Linked DNA regions of Homo sapiens: region 2 is linked to region 1. A link is a loop called in an ENCODE intact Hi-C map of the cell type or tissue named here. Cell type or tissue: testis. All regions are shown on one strand. Links, peaks and the distances in the headings refer to the core of each region. The heading gives the core; the rest is flanking DNA. Region 1 has its middle 17 kb from the start of OR10P1. Region 2 has its middle 32 kb from the start of OR10A7.

Region 1 (9,470 bases), core at 622-8,621:
TATCACCTCTGGACTAGTTTTCCTGACAGTGCCCTGTCAGGAATTAAGAAATTAAAATTAAGAAACCATTTCTTAATTTTAGCATCATTTATCATTAGAAGAGAATTTCAAAAACTATCAAGTCCTGGATCCATCCTGTTTAACAGTGTTTACTTCAACTTTCCTCTCTCCTCTCACTATAACTGTCAGGAAGAAATCAAGTGGCACCTTCAACACTTTGCTTAGAAATTTCCTTAGCTAGATTACACAGTTCACATTTTCCACTTTCCACTTAACTGCAGGAGACAGTGTTGCTAAACTTTTGTCGCTACATAACAAAGGTCCTTCACCAGTTTCCAGTAAGATTTTCTTCAGTTTCCTGAAAGCCTTCATCCATAGCATCCTCAAAGTCCAAAATTCTACAGAAAGTATTTTCAAAGTTAAGCTTTCACCACTAGTCTTCTAAAATCCTTAAAAGTTTTCCAGCTTCTACCCACTCCCTAGCCCCAAAGCCATTCCTACATTTTAGGTAGTTGTTATGGCAGTACCCCTCTTCAAAAGCTGTATTTGCTATCTATTGCTGCTTAACAAGTTACTTCCAAAATCTAGTGGCTTAAACAGCAAACATCTATTATCTCACAGTTTCATTGATTCAGGAATCTAAGTGTTGATTAGCTGAACTACTCTGGCTCAAGATCTCTCATGTAGTTGCCATTAACCTGCCAACCAGGGCTATGGTCTCATCTGAAGGCATGACTGAGGGAGGACCTCCTTCCAAGCTCACATCTATGGTTGCTAGCTAATTTTAAATCCTCATCAGCTGTTGTATTCCCTCAATTTCTTGTCATGTAGCCCTCTCCAAAAGATAATTTAAAACATGACCACTGGATTCCATCAAGCTGAGTGAATAAGAAAGTACCCAAGATAAAAGCCAGTCTTTTTGTAACCTAATCTAAGAAACATCATCCCATCACTTTTGCCATATTTTATTTGTTAGAAGTAATTCACTATATCAACCCTATACTCAAAGGGTGGGGATTACACAAGTGAATAAACCAAGAGGTAAAGACTATTGGGGGCCATCTTAAAGGCTGCCTATCCTGTGGGCTTAGCCTCTTTATTTTACAAATGAGGAAACTGAGGCCAAGAGCTCATGGCCCTCCACTAGGGAGTTGTTCAATGTAAACACTCATTATACCCATTTCAATTAACAGTATAAAAAATTGTGTTCAATTTTTAGAAAACAAAAATGAGTGACTCTACATATAATTAATACTCAAAGTTGATTTCTCAAGAGAGATTACTTTCAAGAATAACAAGAGATGGAAGTTTACCAAGAGTTTCTTCTCTCTACTGTTGCCAATAAACCAGGTAAAGTCAATGGATGACAAGAATTCCAAATCCGGGACAAATTCATTAACAGAGAAATGAATGAGATGTTTGGAAAGATAGAAAAACGTGTTCCATGTGGTGAGAGATGACTTCTCACTTTTCTGCCTGATGCTAACATCTCCTCTAGCTCCCCCACCAAGTTTATATCTACATCTAGCCCCAGAAGAATGAGGGGCTTCCAGACTCCAACTCAGTAAGGAGAAGTTCCAAGTTTATTTGCCAGCAGGTCAGCAGGACCTCTCTTCCTACTACCTATCCCACTAATAACCAAGTCCTTACCACTCCTCAGCTCCCAGGGCCCTGTGGGTTTTCTGTAGGAAAATAAACCTAAGAGACAGTGTTGTCTTCAAACTTTCTCTTGCCTCATCCCCATTTTTTCCTCCAAATCTTGTATCTCATTTCAGTGTTCTACTTCTCTGCAAACCACATCCAATGTTCCTTCTATACTTCACCTTTATTTGAAATAGAATTGCCCCTATTAATAGAGGCATGAGGCAGACAAATGCCAAGGTAGATAGGGGCGGATCCCCAATGAAACCCCACCTTCAAGCCAAAGACAGTTTAAAGCCCAAAATCCAAGCTACAAGTGAAATCCACAGACCAGATTGAGAACCTGCCTTCCTGTTTGGTGCACTTTCCTCTGATTGATCTCCACCATTCACCTATTTTATATATGCCTACCCTTCCCTAATTGGTTTTTATAACACTATCGTGCCCACCTTTGAGTGATGCCTCTTTTTTTTTACTTTTTTTCGTACTCACAAACCAATCAGCATGCACTCCCCTATTCTGAGCCCATAAAAGCCCCGGACTTAGGCACATGGGGAGAGAGACAACCCAACTTCAGATGAGAGACCATCTTCCCATAGCATCTCCACCAAGAGCTGTTTTGTTGCTCAATAAAATTCTCCACCGTCATCACCTTCAATGGTGGGCATATCCTCATTCTTCTTGGGCATGGGACAAGAATTTAGGAACTGCTAAACAAGGGTATGAGTTATAACACAGGCGGGCAGGGGCACACCTGGCCCAGCCACAGGCTGAGCCAGTGCACAAGCCAAGCATGGCCCTGGCGGGTTGAGTGGGCGGGCTCTCTTCTGCGGCAGGTAGTGTGGCCAAGGAAGGCCCAGGCAGGGGTATCACCAGCTGGAGGTCCCCAGCTTGTTGCAAAGTGACCAAGAAAAATCCTGTGTCACTATTGCCCCATTACCTTTCATCCCTAGCCCCTCACCATGTTGCCTCTTTTGAGGTAACAGAGATGCAGAGATATCACCTTCTCTGAGAGGAGTTTATTCCCAACACTCACTCCAAATCATCCCCATTGACATCCATGGCACCATTAACCTTTCACTCTTTGAGACTAAACACTTTGAAGTCATCCCTGACTCTTCCCTACTATCTGTCACCCACTCCTGTTGTCTCTTCCCTTAGAATCCCTCTTGGATTCACTCTACTCCTGTATTTCAACAGCCCTCACATAGTCCACATGTCAAATGTGACCAACTGTCAGAGACTGCAGGAAATGGTCACACATTCTTTGCCTCCCTACAGCCACCCTCTTTGGTAGTGACCTTCTACACTGACTCTGGAATTGGCCATGTGGCTTGCTTTGGGCAATGTGACACCAGCAAACATAATGCGAGCAGAAACTCAAAAAACGTATCCTCTGACCACCATGTGAACAAGCCTGGGCTAGCTTACTAGATGACAAAAGACACGTAATCCACTTGCCCCCATCATCCCACCTGACAATAGTCTCACATACACACAAACCCCATGGCAGAACTCCCCAGCTGGCCACTGAGGAGGCATGGGTGAGCCTATCAAAGACCAACAGAAGAACTACCCAAACAAGCCTATGCTAAATTGCCAACCCACAAAATCATAAACTAAATAAATGATGTTGTATAAGCCATTAAGTATTAGGGTGATTTATGAATCAATGAAAATTAGCCAATACACTAACAAAAAGTAAATATATGTGGCAAACACATGGTGACCCTTGATTAAGGATCTAGGATTAAGAAGTTGAGATAAGAGAGTGTTTTCCCATGTAAGTTGAAATTGATTTGATAAAATCAGGAAGTTGAACCTGGTTTCTTCTCATGTATGGTCACAGACTACAGGAAGTTATCAAGGAAATAAGCTCTAAACAGGAGGCCAACTGAGGCAGAACTATTTCTTTTTCTTCTGGAGCATTCAATGCTCTCCCCACTGGGCAACTGGCTTCCAAGGTGAGACTCAGATGGGGATACTGACCTGGTGGATTTTGAAATTCTAGTCCCAAGGACCCTGACTTGAATGCATATTCTATGTGAAATAAGATTGTAAAGTCTCCAGAAAAGCTCAAAAGTCACTTGTGGCCTGAAGTCCCACACTCTCGTCGGGAGCATTTCTGGGCCACCCTTCTCCAAGGACTCTGTCCCCTGATAATAAAATTATCAGATGGTATATAAGAGAGGTGCCTAGAGCTGCCCACTCTGAATATGTATTTCTCAAAAAGTTCAGAAAATGGGCAGGAGGGCCAGGTGCAGTGGCTCACGTCTGTAGTCTCAGCATTGGGAAGCCGAGGTGGGTGGATTGCTTGAGTGCAGGAGTTTGAGACAGCCTGGGCAACATGGTGAAACCCCGTCTCTACTAAAAATACAAAAAAAAATTAGCTGGCCAGGCGCAGTGGCTCATGCCTGTAATCCCAGCACTTTGGGAGGCCAAGGCAGGCATGAGGTCAGGAGTTCAAGACCAGCCTGGCCAACATGGTGAAACCCCATCTCTACTAAAAGTACAAAAATTAGCTGGATGAGGTGGCAGGTGTCTGTAATCCCAGCTACTCAGGAGGCTGTGGCAGGAGAATCACTTAAACCCGGGAGGTGGAGGTTGCAGTGAGCCGAGAGCGTGCCACTATACTCCAGCCTGGTTGACAAGAGTGAGATTCCGTCTCAAAAAAAAAAAAATCAGCCAGGTGTGGTTGTGCACGCCTGTAATCCCAGCTACTTCAGAAGCTGAGGCAGGAGAATCACTTGAACCTGGGAGGCAGAGTTTGCAGTGAGCCAAGACCATATCATTGCACTTGAGCCTGGGCTACAAGAACAAAACTCCATCTCAAAAAAATAAAATATAATAAAATTAGCAGGGCATGGTGGCTCAGCTACTGTGGTCCCAGCTACTGAGGAGGCTGAGGTGGGAGGATTGCTTGAGCCCAGAAGGTGGAGGCTGCAGTGAGCCAAGATGGCACCACTGCACTCCAACCTGGGTGACAAAGTAAAAAAAAAGAAGAAGAAGAAAAGAAAATAGGCAGGAGGAGGATGTACCCATCTGCTTACTTCCCAAACTGAGTCAGTCTTGAGTGAATGTTTTTCTTTCCTTTCACCAAACCCCATAGACACACAATTTATGAGCCAGGTTAAGGTAAACAAATGCTGTATCTGCCAACAATATGCAGTCTCATATTAAGCACTAGCACACTGCATTAGTAGCTTGCAAATTTATCCCATCTTCCATTTCAAAGTTATTATGATGTGAAAATAATTCCTGTATAAGGCATCCATGGGAACTGTGGAATGGGAGGTGGGGGCTGAGGACCTAGGACATTGCTTTTAGCATGTCTACGTGTAGACGGGACCAAATTCTCAGGTCATAGACTCAATATTCCAGAGATAATCTGGGTAAATGGCTCCCTCTAGTGGGACATATTATTTTTGCAACGTCTCACACACACCACGTGTTAAGAAATTCTTGAAAGGACTTAAATTCTCACGCAGTGGAATCACTGTCCAGGAATGATCTAAACAAACACTTCCCTCTAGTGGAGACTTTTTTCTTTAGAAAATGTCAAACACTGAAGGGGAGTACTCACAGATTAATAAACTCTGCCTAAATACAATTGCCAAGGAGGAGCCTTAAGGGCACTCAATAAAAATTAAAATATCACCAGGCATGGTGGCTCACACCTGTAATCTCAGCACTTTAAGACACAGAGGCCGGCAGCTCAGTCAAGATCAGGAGTTTGAGACCAGCCTGACCAACATGGTGAAAACTTGTCTTTATTTTTTTTAATTTTAAGGAAAAATAAAGAAAAATTTAAAATATAAAAATAAAATTATTAAAGAAAATTGTTATAATTGACCATACATCTGCTCTTTCCACATCACACCTCAAGTAGGAAGGACAATAACTTGGAATTTTCTTTTCCTCCCTTTGTAATAATGTGTGCCAAGGTCTTCTATGAGGAGGAGGAGGACAATGGAGCTCAGAACTGCTGTAATTTGCAATGCTGTTTTAACATGTGTAAAGTAATTTTTGTTTTTATCCTCAAAAGGCAGCACCTTCTGGGTGGTGGGGATATGGATGAAGGAAGAAGAAAGGGGGGAAATAAAGGCTAAAGAAGAACTGAAGAGGGAAAGAAAGGAAAGGAACAAAAAAAATGGGAAGGCGAGAAGGAAGAAGGTGGGAGGGAGAGGAAATTAGGAACCCCGTAACCTCGAGGCTGCCATTTACAAATAGATTTTAAGGTGTTTTCAAAGGAAGGGTTCTCACAAATTACGCTGTACTTGGAAATTTCCTTGTAAGTACAAGATTTTTAAATATATTATTGAAATATGAAACTTGATTTGTGAAGACACAAAACTTTTTTTAACTTCTATTTAAAAGGTGAACATATGGATATGACCTGGCCAGATAGGTTGGATGCTTGGAACAAATCTAATGAGCAAAATTGTATTTCCAGATTTCAGTATTTCTAAGACCATCCATGGTTTCTAGATATAAGAATTGAGGCCGGGCACAGTGGCTCACACCTGTAATCCCTGCACTTTGGGAAGCCAAGGTGAGTGGATTACTGGAGGTCAGAAATTTGATACCCGCCTAGTCAACATGGTGAAACCCCATCTCTACTAAAAATAAAAAATAAAAGTTAGCTGGGCATGGTGGCGCATGCCTGTAATCCCAGCTGCTCGGGAGGCTGAGGCAGGAGAATCGCTTGAATCCAGGAGGCAGAGGTTGCAATGAGCTGAGATCGTGCCACTGCACTGTAGGCAACAGAGAAAGACTCCGTCTCAAAAAACAAAAAACAAAGAAAGTGTTATCAAAATCCCAAAATAGCAGAACTTGAGTAATTGGCATATGCGGATTCACTACAATCTTCTCTGTTCTGCCTGTCTGTAAAAAATGTTTAATTTTTTAACGTGTAAACATAAAATGGGTGGTGCTCAAATCAAATCACTAACTTTTTTGGTATCAGGTTTGATATACTTTCTAAATAAAAAGGGAACAGAGACAGACTTCAGCAGCCCTGATGAAGTAAAGCAATCACAGATCAAAGTCGGAAACATTTAAATGGCCACAGGCCAAAAATCAGTAGCCATTAGGCTTGTTTTTAGTTTAGTTTTAGAGAAAAGTTTAAAGCCTTAAAGCAAACGTGGCTTGAGTTCTTGGCCATTCTATTCATTGTATCTTGAAATCATGGTGATCTAAGAAACACTAAAATCTACAGATATATTTGCTCATCAGATTTGTCCCAAGCATCCAAACTGTCTCGCCAGGTCACATCCATATATTCATCTTTTAAGTAGGCATTTCAAAAGAAAAATTTCGCACCTTTACAAATAAAGTTTTACGTCTCAATAAAATGCTTTAAAAATTTATATTCAGAAGAGAATTTCCAAATAGAAAGCAATTTCTGGGAATCAATCCTCTGAACACCTTTAAATCAATTTGTACACAACAGTTTCAAGATTAGAGTCTCTCTCTCTCTCAATCTCTCTCTACCCCACCCCCCAAAAGAACTTTTCAACATCTTTCTAAGCTGAAAAGAGACAAGAAACTCCTTTTTGTTTCTGACAAAAGCAATTTTAAGGTGATTAAAGTAGCATGTTCCCAATATTTTTAAATGTGCATCATTCTCAGCTGGTGTTTATGTGAGAAAACTTCATATTTCATTCCAAAAACTCCAGACATTTCAACAAAAGCATTGTATAGTCTTGGGTTACATTCTAAATACACAGAGAGATAATTTGAAATAGGCGTCCTGAGAAAGAATGTGCGTATTGAATGTTGCTGGCTAGAAGACAGGCTATGTTGTTACATACAACGCAACTGTTTGTTAACAACCATGTTAATTGATGATCAGGTGTGATGTTTTAAGCATTTTCTATCCAAACATAATAGCTTGTTATTTATGATAACATGTTACTTTATTATGTTTTAGGCAATTGGTTGAAGGTTTAGGGTAGACATGTATCACATAATATTTTTTACCACTCAAAGTGATGAGAAATAGGTTCCCAGGTAGCATATTCACACAGAACATCTGATTTTCATGAACAGATTATTGATATTAAACAGGAGATGGCTATGTAAGGATTCAGATATCTCAACACAGCATTGGAAGCCTGAAGACAACAAAACAATACCTTAGAAATTCTAAAGAAACATTAATTCCATCTAGACTACTATACCCAGCCAACTCTCAATCAAGTACAAAAATAGAATACTTTTTTCAGATGTGCAAAGTACCAAAAATTGTATTCCACCATCCAATAGCACATGGAGCTACTGAAGTGTATACCCTCCCAAAACAAAAGTAAGCTAAGAAAGAGAAAGACATTGGGTCCAAGAAACAGGAGCTCTGATTAAAAGAGAGATGAAAGACATCTCCAGACACCCCAGATAGAAGCTATGCTGAAGGCTGGAGAAAAATCAGTCCAGAGGGCAGCCTATAGACACCCACCTTCCACATACTACCCTCCACCAAATACACCACAAACACCCATAGGCCCATCACACTTAAACTACACACAATTCACACCTCACTCATGGCAATACACACTACACACAGGCTACAGGCTTGGTCCCCAGAGTCTGTGACTAATAGAAATATTGGACATTCTTTGTCAGGTCTCAAGTTTAAGAAAAGACTGTCTTTCTCGATTCCAAAATCAAAACAGACCTCTGATGACCTTCCAAGCCAGAGGTCCCCTCCTTCAGTGGGGCAATTCCTCAAGAGCCTCTTTCTACTTCACACACACTCTGAGAGCATCACCCCCACTTTCAGGGGTCACCTAGCCCTTCAGTCATTCAGCCAACCATCCACATCTCCACCTATCCATCTTCTGTTCATCTGGCCAATTGCCCATCCATTTATGTGCCTATATGTCCACCAATCAATCAAGTTGACCACCTATCCTGGACTTGTCAGGGTAGTTTTCAGACCCACAAAGAGCCTTAACACAAACTCCTTTCTAGGGAGCTGATGTTCCACCTTCATTTCACATCCCTGTGAATGAAGCAGGAGAGCTACCCCTGGAGGAGAAAGCCTGGCTCAGTTTCTCTGTCCTTAGGCCCAGAGGCCTGAATTTTTTCCCAGAATGTTTTTGATCCAAGGTTGGATGAATCCACAGATATGGAACCCATGGATGTGGAGGTTGACTATATATATATGCACACAGTCATCCCTCGGTATCCATGGGGGAATGAGTCCAGGACTCCCTACAAATACCAAAATCCAAGGATGCTCAAGTCCCTACATAAAATGGTGTAGGATTTCCAGATAACCTATGCACATCCCCCATATGCTTTAAATCATCTCTAGATTACTTATAATACCTAATACAATGTAAATGCTATGTAAACAGTTGTTATACTCTACTGGTTTTTCCATTTGTATTATTTTTTACTGTTGTCTTGCTATTTTTCTTTTTTTTCCAAATATTTCTAATCTGCTGCTGGTTGAATCTACAGTTGCAGAGCCCATGGATCCTGAGGGCTGAATACATCTATATACAGTCATGTACTGCATAAGGACATTTTGGCTAATGATGGTCCACATATACAGTGGTGGTCCCATAAGATTATAATACCACATTTTTACTGTACTTTTTCTCTATATAGATACACAAATACTTACATTGTATTACAATTGCCTACAGTAATCAGTACAGTGACGTGCTGTACAGGTTTGTATCCTGGGAGCAATAGGCTGTACCATATAGCCTAGGTGTGTAGTATGTTATACCATCTAGGTTTGTGGAATTACACTCTATGATGTTCACACAATGATGAAACCACCTAATGAGTCATTCTCAGAATGTACTCCATCATTAAGT
Region 2 (9,470 bases), core at 911-8,910, 430 kb before region 1:
CTGGGATTACAGGCTTGAGCCATTGCACCTGGCCAATAGTTTTATTTCTACTAAAATGTCTAGTTCTATCAAATTTTTATTACTGAACAATGTTATAGGCTAATAAAATGCGACTTGCTTGCTTCAAAAAATGAGTGAATAAATAAGATAGGTACATGGTCATTTGAGTTGATTGTGGTGCAACCTGGGGAATGGAATAGGAGATAGAGTTGCATTGGTTAGAATTCTTTAACTTAGTTTTTAAAAGATTCTGCAATATAAGGCTGGAATGTTTAAGACTTTTAAAACAGGATCTCCACAAAATGTAAAACGATTAGTCTATGTCCCTATTTCTTATTTGTATAAATTCGCCAGTATAATCCAACTCTCTGTATTCCAAATTCCATGCTTTTTTTTCAATAACACTTTGCCCATGTTTAGATTAGATAAGAGAAAAAAATATTTCTTAATAACTAGTTTTTTGCCCTCCAATCCTGAGAATTTATGAAATTGATGAGGAAACTTTCTGATTAACATTTTTTTAAAGTCTCATCTTAATTATGGAAGAGAAGAAAATCTTTCTAATATATATTTTTCATGTAAATTGTCTAGGGTGCCTTCTGGAATCTCCTGTTAACAGAAATTTACATCTTGATTGTAACAAACCCTGGAGACTAACCAGAAACTTACATAGAACTCCTTTATTGTTGTCATTAATCATCTTTGTCCTGGGAGAATATTTATACAAATATGTTAAATTAAAGATGAAGTCATTCTTAGAGTAGCATGTTTGGAACCAGCTCTATTTTGATGGTTTCCACATAGTGTGAGTCCCTCTGGGTGTGTAAACGGATACTTTATTTTCACAGTTTAGTGTGTCAGTTAGGGGGAGACCTAAGAGAGATTTGTGCCTTTGAGAAGGTTAATGTGAAGATGAGACCCGCTGGTCTCAAGTATAATTGGGTATAGGGAAGCTAATTTCTCAAGTATACAAATTAATCTGGCTTTGCCGTAATTAGCTATAGGTTGCTCCAGAGTAATCAGATGATTCCCACTGGTGGAATGAAACTTTTGTATCCTGCTGTGAATTACCTAAAATAAAGCCCGCATAAAATAACTCATAATTTTAATCAGTCTCATTGGGCCCTATTAAAAAGTGAATATAGTAAGGAACAAAATTAAAAATAACCTTAAGAAATTCCTTAGATAAATGATTACAGTGCAGCTCAAGCTTGAGACAGCTTTAAGTGATACATTAAATGTTAAAAAATATAGGGTAAGATACTAGCATTTCCTTTATATTTTCATACTTGACACACACACACACACACACGCACACACACACCATAAGATTCTGTTGGGTGGATGTCAACATTATTAGGTTAATTCCCAAAGAGTCCGTATGTTAAAAGTAACTAATATATCTGCAAACACAATTTTCTTATTCCTTCTATGGAGAATTACATCTGCCCTTAACCACAAGTCTCTCTCTCTCCTTTTTTCTAAATCTTTTTGAAGGTGTAATGTATAGCTTCTAGTTTACCACATTTTACATTCTTGAATAGCTAGAAGTTAGTTTTAAATTGATTTACATTTATTATTCCTTCAGTGAAAGTGCTGTTCTTTAATTATTTGTTAGGTTTAATAGACATAACATAGAATAAATGGGGAAAAATATCTTCCTAAAACTGTTCCCCTTCTCTGTGGACAAATTTGTGTTATAGGTTCTCTTACTTCTAGAAAAATTAATTGTAAAATGTAAATGATAATTTACCCAATTCCTTGGCATTTTAAATATTTTTTTAACTCAGTTTGAATTGCAGAATGCAATTTAAACAATTTCTGTTAGGATACTACCAAGATTTTTTTGAAGAATTCAAAGAAGATATTAGGCAAATAAACATGTTACAATCTTCACTTTGCCTGTGTAAAATACTCTTATTTTTATTTCCTTCAGCTCACATCAGATGTATAGATACTGTATGCATTTATTGCCTCATGGCTGTTGTTTAGTTGATCAGATTGAATAGTTCTGGTTTGAATTATATTCGACACTATGTGGTATAATGCATTATTATTTAACCAGAGCAGCCACACAACAGAATAATGAAATAATGTTACCGTTAATGCCCATTGAACTTTATATGAGATAAATATCAAATTACATCACAAGCAACTTATCATAGTAATTGAGTATACACAGGATTTGAGGAATAGCTGCCAAAAAATAACCCTGTCCAAGTTTTCCCAAAGGCATCTATTATACTCAGCATCTTCTAAAAAAGTTTTCCTCTTGTCATGCTAGGGATAACTCCAGGAAAATAATTATGGGAAGGAATTCCCTGACTATAATGAATAAAATTGGTAAATATGAAAAAAAGATTAAAATGATGAGAATGCTGAACCTGCAACCTACCAAAAACAGTGCAATATTGTCTTTCTACTTATCTATTCAGAATAATTAGAAGGAAAACAAGGCAGTTGCTAACTGTTGATAAAAAATAAAATATTTTATACTTCCTAATTGAGGCTAATTTTAGACACCCAATAATTAAGTCATGATTCAAATTATTTCTTTTACATTTCCCAGAATCTCGTATCTCACAGAGGTGGGGGTAGTTTTATTAAGTGAGAAATCATGTTTTAAATTTTAAAGCTATCTCTTAAAGTGGGTAGATACTCTTGGTGTCGTTTTTAGTTAAATAAAATAATTTTAGTCTTGATAATAAGTATCAGATGATTATGGGACAGAAATTAATTATTCTTAAAGAAGTGTTTAATTATAATTGTCTGAATTATAGAATTCATGCATATAAATAATCCCCCAAAAGACTGGAAACCATATTCTACCTAAAGATAGGAAATGACAACCAGGTGAAAATAAAAAACCCTGCGATTTAAATTTTAGGTGCTCTCTTAAGTACCTTAAGTGTTTAATACCTTCAAATGCAAAAGATTCTGTGTTATGTCATAGATGCGTCTTAAATAATCTAACAAATAATTCAAAATGAATACTATCTGTATGCATTCTAAATCAGTAACCAATTAGAATTCACTTAAATAGCTTCATCAGTGCAGAGTCTTATATTTTTGAAGGCAGTTTATTTCATTTTCAAAAAACTCTGCTTCTTAGAAAATTTTCCTCACATTGAGCAGCGAGGTACTTTCATGTTGCTTCCTCCCATTGTTTTTTGTTATACTCTATGTATCCTTGAGAATAAATCAAACCTCTTGATACATCTGTTAACCGTGTAATGGCAATGACTTCAGTCTTCTTGTATAACATTCAACTTTCATAATGACTTCAGTTACATCTTATCTGTCATGGCTGAATATGACAATACTGGCCACCCTTATGAATGTACTCTACCATATTATCTGGGCCTTTCAAATGAAGCAATACCTAGAATTTAACACAATATTCATTCATTCATTTATTTTACAAGTACTTATTTAGTATGGTTTAGGTCCTTCTTTAAGGATGGGGATATAACCAATAGGCCTTTTGGACTGAACACTGTGGAAATCACTGATGGACATGAGAAAAGCTGATTCTCCTCTCAAGCAGTTTGTGTTATTGGGGAGAGAGATGCCAAAGAGTTATAAATTCTATGGACAAAAATAGAGTTAGACGACAGAAAATGAGTCATATTTGACATGTTCTTCATCTGGTATACACACACAACTGAGCAAAGGAAGGAATAATTCTATTTCTTTGTATAAATTTTAAATTGCTTAAACAAATGTAATACTGTTAATAAAATTGCATTTGTCACATTATACTGAAAGCTAAAATGTCACAAAGTGTCAGGTTTTTTTTAAAGTTTAAAAATGTTCAGACATGAGATCATATGGATACATGGTGGGGAACACCACACACTGGGGTCTGTTGGGAGGGCATGAGGAGGGATAGCATCAGGAAGAATAGCTAATGGATGCTAGGCTTAATACCTAGGTGATGGGTTGATCTGTGAAGCAAACCACCATGGCACACGTTTACCTGTTTTTAATCAGTAACTAAAAATTCTGCCAAACAAATGGGTGACTTGTTTATCTTGTAATATATGAATACTATTTGTTGAATTAATTTGTATTATTTTTGAATTATTCTTAAAAGATGTATGTATTAATATATGACGTTTGATTAAATAATAAAATTAATAAAATTTATTTTCATTCATGAAATTTGTAGGGGAAATCACAGAACAATGTAGTCATATGAAGATATGTCAAACTAGAAGTATAATCTATAGTAAAATTAATCTTTTCTAGAATAATAGAAAGATGGAGAAAAAAACTGTCTCTAGAACTTTAGTTAAAACGTCTTTTGAATTATTATATAGCCATTTTTAGTTACTTATTAAAAACTAACAAACCTGCATATCCTGCACATGTACCCTGGGACTTAAAATAAAAGTTGATACCAAAAAAATAAGTTCAGACATGACATATATTCACATACAATCACTATACGTTCTCTCCACCAGATGGCACTGTTAGGTAGCTTTTCATGGGCATGTCACTATCCTACACTTATGGGGATATAAGCTGCCTCTGAATTTCTTTGAATAGTAGGGTGTATCATTATATAGCAATTTCCTTCTTATAAGGCATTTATTTGGCAATTAGTAACTTAAATTGATTGTATTTTAAAAATTGAAAACGTATAATTTGGTGAAAAATGTGTGAGTGTACAAAATTCTATTTTGGGTAATCATTATTGTTACTAGATTAATCAATATTGCCAGATCAATCAATAAATAATAACAGATATTTGACACCTACTTTTAGGCGATGAAAACTGTATGCAGAAACTGAGAAGACATTATTTTTTGAATCTTTTTAAAGCAGTATTTTAAATTTTCAAAAATTAAAACATAATCACACTGCATGTATTACCACCCTAAAAATGGTATGGACGCTAATCATATGTTTTGGTTTGTGTATTTGGAAAATTTTTCTTCAGTTCAGGGAATCATATCACAAAGAGAACTTTTGCATTATATGATTTTTCCAGCCCTTTCCTTCTGTGGAAAATAGAAAAACCTCATAAAATAAAGTTAAAATCAGTAGGAATTCTGCCAAACAAATGAATGACTTGTTTATCTTGTAATATATGAATACTATTTGTTGAACTAATTTGCATTATTTTTGAATTATTCTTAAAGGGTGTATCTATTGATATATTAGATATGTTTGATTAAATAATAAAATTAATAAAATTTATTTTATTCATGAAATTTGTAGGGGAAATTACAGAACAATATAATCATATGAAGATTTATCAAACTAGAAGAATAATCTATAGTAATAATTAATCTTTTCTAGAATAATAGATGGAGTAAAAAAACCAATTCTCTAGAACTTTAGTTAAAATGGCTTTTGAATTATTATATAGCCATTTTTTAGTTACTGATTAAAAAATCCTTAACTCAGAGTGATGTAAGCAAATGATAAAACAGTAGGAGGAAGTTATTATCTCATGTCACAGAAAATTCCAGTGCATAACTAAAGCTGGGTTCACAGGCTTCTATGACATCATGACTCAAAACTTACACAGTTCTAGGTAGTATTTTCTTCCTATTGATACTACTGCAGAGTTACTCTCTTTGGTTGTGCTACAGCCTCAGAAGATCCACAGTTATATCCTCTCAGGTTCAAATCTAATGGAAAAGATAGCACTTCTATTTTCTTAAGTGAAAATTCAACTTCGTTTAAGTGGACCTGAGTCATGTATCAGACTTTGAGCCAATCTCTTCCGTGAGACCTTGGTCACATGCCTACCCCCATGTTCTCTGCTGCTAACATGTAGTTGGAGAATTGGCAAGGTGTGTTTCTTTAGTGAGAAACAAGGTGAAGGGAGAATGACTGCTAAGGAGTCGAAGATTCAAAAAGTGCCTCTCACATTAGGAGTAATAAGAATGTAGAAACAAAAGCAGAGTAAACATAAATAGAATACATTTCTTCCTTCTCCTTCTCCTTTTCCTTCTTCTTTTTGAGACAGAGTCTCACTCTGTTACCCAGGCTAAAGTGCAGTAGCGTGACCATAGCGCACTGCAACCTGGAACCTCCTGGGCTCAAGTCAAGCAATCCTCCAACCTCAGGCTCCCAAAGTGCTGGAATTATAAGCATGAGCCACTATGACTGGGTGAATAAATGTCTTTATTATAAATCAGGTTAGATGGGTGTCAAGCAAATGTACTGATTTAGTATTTTATATATTTCTAATTTTCTATCAAATTTCTGAAACTCAAAATGCATATCGATTAGTTGATTTTAGGATTGGGGTGGGGTTAGGTACAATAATACCATGTGACTGAATTAATATTCCATGTCTGTGTTTTTTAAAATACATTTATTTTAAGTTCAGGGGTACATGTGCAGGTTTGTTACATAGGTAAACGTGTGTCATGGGGGGTTTGTTGTACAGATTTCTTATTGCTCAGGTATTAAGCCTAGTATCCATTAGTTATTTTGTCTGATCCTCTCCCTCCTCCTACCCTCTACCCTCAGATAGATCCTAGTGTATATTTTTCCCCTCTATGTGTCCATTTGTTCTCATTATTTAGATCCCACTTACAAGTGAGAAGATGTGGTTTTTGGTTTTCTGTTTCTGCATTAGTTTGCTAAGGATAATGGCATCCAGCTCCATCCATGTCACTGCAAAGGACATGATGTTGTTCTTTTTTATGGTTGCATAGTATTCCAAGGCATATATGTACTGTATTTTCTTCATCCAGTCTATCACTGATGGGTATTTAGGTCGATTCCATGTCTTTGCTATTGTGAATAGTGCTGCAATGAACACACACATGCATGTGTCTTTATAATAGAATGATTTATATTCCTTTGGGTATATGCCCAGTAATGGAATTGCAGGATTGAGTGGTATTTCTGTCTTTAGGTCTTTGAGGAATCACCACAATGTCTTCCACAATGGTTGAACTAATTTACACTCTCACCAACACTGAGAGTGTAAAAGCATTCCTTTTTCTCCACAACCTCCCCAGCAACTGTTATTTTTTTAACTCTTTAATAATCGCCATTCTGAGTGGTATGAGATGGTATTTCATTGTGGTTTTGATTTGCATTTCTCTAGTGATCAGTGGTGTTTAGCTTTTCTTCTATGATTATGGGCTACATGTATGTCTTCTTTTGAGAAGTGTCTGTTCATGTCCTTTGCCCACTTTTTAATAGGGTTGTTCGTTTTTTTTTCTTATAAATTTGTTTAAGTTCTCACAGATTCTGGATATTAGACCTTTTTCAGATGCATATTTTGAAAAGTTTTCTCCAATTCTGTAGGTTGTCTGTTTACTCTGTTGAGTTTCTTTTACTGTGCAGAAGCTCTTTAGTTTATTTAGATCCCATTTGTCAATTTTTTCTTTTGTTGCAATTGCTTTTGTCATCTTTGTCATGAAATGTTTGCCCGTGCTTAAGTCCTGAATGGTATTGCCTAGGTTGTCTTCCAAGGTTTTTATAGTTTTGGGTTTTACATTTAAGTCTTTAATCCATCTTGAGTTAATTTTTATATATGGCTTAAGGAAGGGGTCCAGTTTCAATCTTCTGCATAGGGCTAGCCAGTTATCCCTGCACCATTTATTGAACAGGGAATCTTTTCCCCATTGCTTCTTTTTGTTCATTTTGTGAAAGATCAGATGATTGTAGGTGTAATATTGCTCTTTTAATTCCCCCTTTTAATGCTTTGTCTCTGTCAATTTTATAACCTTCAGATATCTATTAGTTATTAAAATTGAGAGAATTTAAAAATTTTCAATCTCATTTAATTCAAAACTCAGGCAATGCCAAATGTTTTTAGACCTTATATTCTCCTGTGAATTGATATGTCATGAATGAGGGAGAGAAAAGGGCACATTTCTTTACTGAGTGAGTCCCAGACAGTGATAATATGTAGTTAACAATGCAGTTCTGTCAATATGATTGCATGTTATTCCACAAAAGCTATTAGGTTTCCCAATGATAATATGCATCATTTTCTTGCAGCACTGTTAAGTCTACCTTACTTCAGTGTTGAGAACCTCTTCAGAAAGGGGCCAGCTATATTGCCGTTGCTCCCCTTGTAGTCTATACCCAAAACCTCTTCTCCTATTTCCTTCACAAGATTAAATTTTAGTGGTTATTTATGGAACCTGACATAATAATGGACACACTGTTTTTCTTAACTCATGTGTATCGTTTTCCCACTTCCAAGCTTCTTTCAAATAAATTAATTGCACTTGTATTAGAGTTTGACTCTAGAGTATCAACACTAAGATAAAATCAAAAAACTTTCAGGTTGACAAAATGTCTCTGAACATTTACATTTTTGTCAACTTCTCTAAAGTTGCCATAAGAAACCAACAGTTTTTTAAAGTTCTTTGTTTTAGTGTCTTATAGAAGACTTGCTTTTTATTATTCAAAGAGACAAAAACAATATATATTAGCTAGAATATATACACCGTGACAAAAGAAAATTATATTTAAATCAATACATTTAAACAGGGTTTACAATAGGTGTAATAAGATTGTATGTCTCAAAGGCAGACATTTCCCTAAGTCTTTACTCACATGAAAAACAAATAAACAAACCAACAAAAAACAGGTGGATAAGAGCAAAGGAAAACTCATGTTTCAGATAAAGAATTCAGGTCTCTCACTGGATTTACAAACTAAATATTTAAAGTTCTTTCATGGTGTACACCACTCATTAGTATTTATTAACAGTTGGTTATTTAATATGTATGACCTTAAGATGTACAGAGAGCACACTAATTAAAGGAGCATACTCCAATTAAGAACTTAAATTCTAATAGACTATATTTGATACTAAAATAGTATTACTTCCTGTTTATTTCATTTTTTGTTTTATACTCATAAAGGATATTTCATTTTCCTCAGGAAAATGGCATGAAACATACTGGACTTAATGCTATTACCACTGGAGAAGGAGAAAATGGTAGCTTGACACATGAGATGCCCTGTAAATACTGTTGAATGAATGAATGATTAACAATTGAATGAATCTACTGTGTAGTTTCCTTTTACTTACAGACATTGAAAAATGTGTGACAAATCCAAATGTTTTTTGGTAGCTAGGCTATAAATGCTTTAATAAAAGAATATGTTGGTAGAAGAATCATAAAATCGGGTAACCTCTCTGTACAGTAGCATAGGTTTCAGCTACTATGACTGGTTTAGGCCGTTTGTCTAAGAGAGTTCCTTTGGGTTATCCTTTGAAAGGCTTCCTTTACTTCCTTGTTCCTCAAGGTATAGATAACAGGATTCAAAGCAGGTGTGACCATTGTGTACATGAGTGCAGTTGCTTTGTCTGTTTCTGGAGTGTGTGCAGTCTTAGGTTGCAGATAAGTGAACAAGGCAGTGCCATAGAACAGAGAAACAACCAAGATATGAGAAGAACAAGTGGAGAAAGCTTTGTGTCTTCCAGCTGCTGAAGGGATTCTCAAGATGGTCACAGGGATGTGCATGTGGGAGCA

Evidence for each region. Peaks named below come from ENCODE experiments on the same cell type or tissue, not always from the same donor. Only the 100,000 strongest peaks of a DNase experiment are listed, where the experiment ranks them.
Region 2: a loop joins it to region 1, with 4 times the contacts of the local background. A loop is called at or near these places in 96 of 110 quality-filtered maps.

What each region holds. Positions count from the first base shown.
Region 1 is chr12:55,614,747-55,624,216 of GRCh38, forward strand. No RefSeq gene overlaps it. Among named protein-coding and RNA genes, the nearest start is that of OR10P1, 17 kb to the right of the region's middle. In testis, for the core only: CTCF peaks have their summits at 5,090 (motif pointing left) and 5,289; a DNase peak (open chromatin) is centred at 5,055.
Region 2 is chr12:55,184,688-55,194,157 of GRCh38, forward strand. It overlaps the pseudogene OR10U1P. Among named protein-coding and RNA genes, the nearest start is that of OR10A7, 32 kb to the right of the region's middle. In testis, for the core only: a CTCF peak has its summit at 4,459 (motif pointing right); a DNase peak (open chromatin) is centred at 4,474.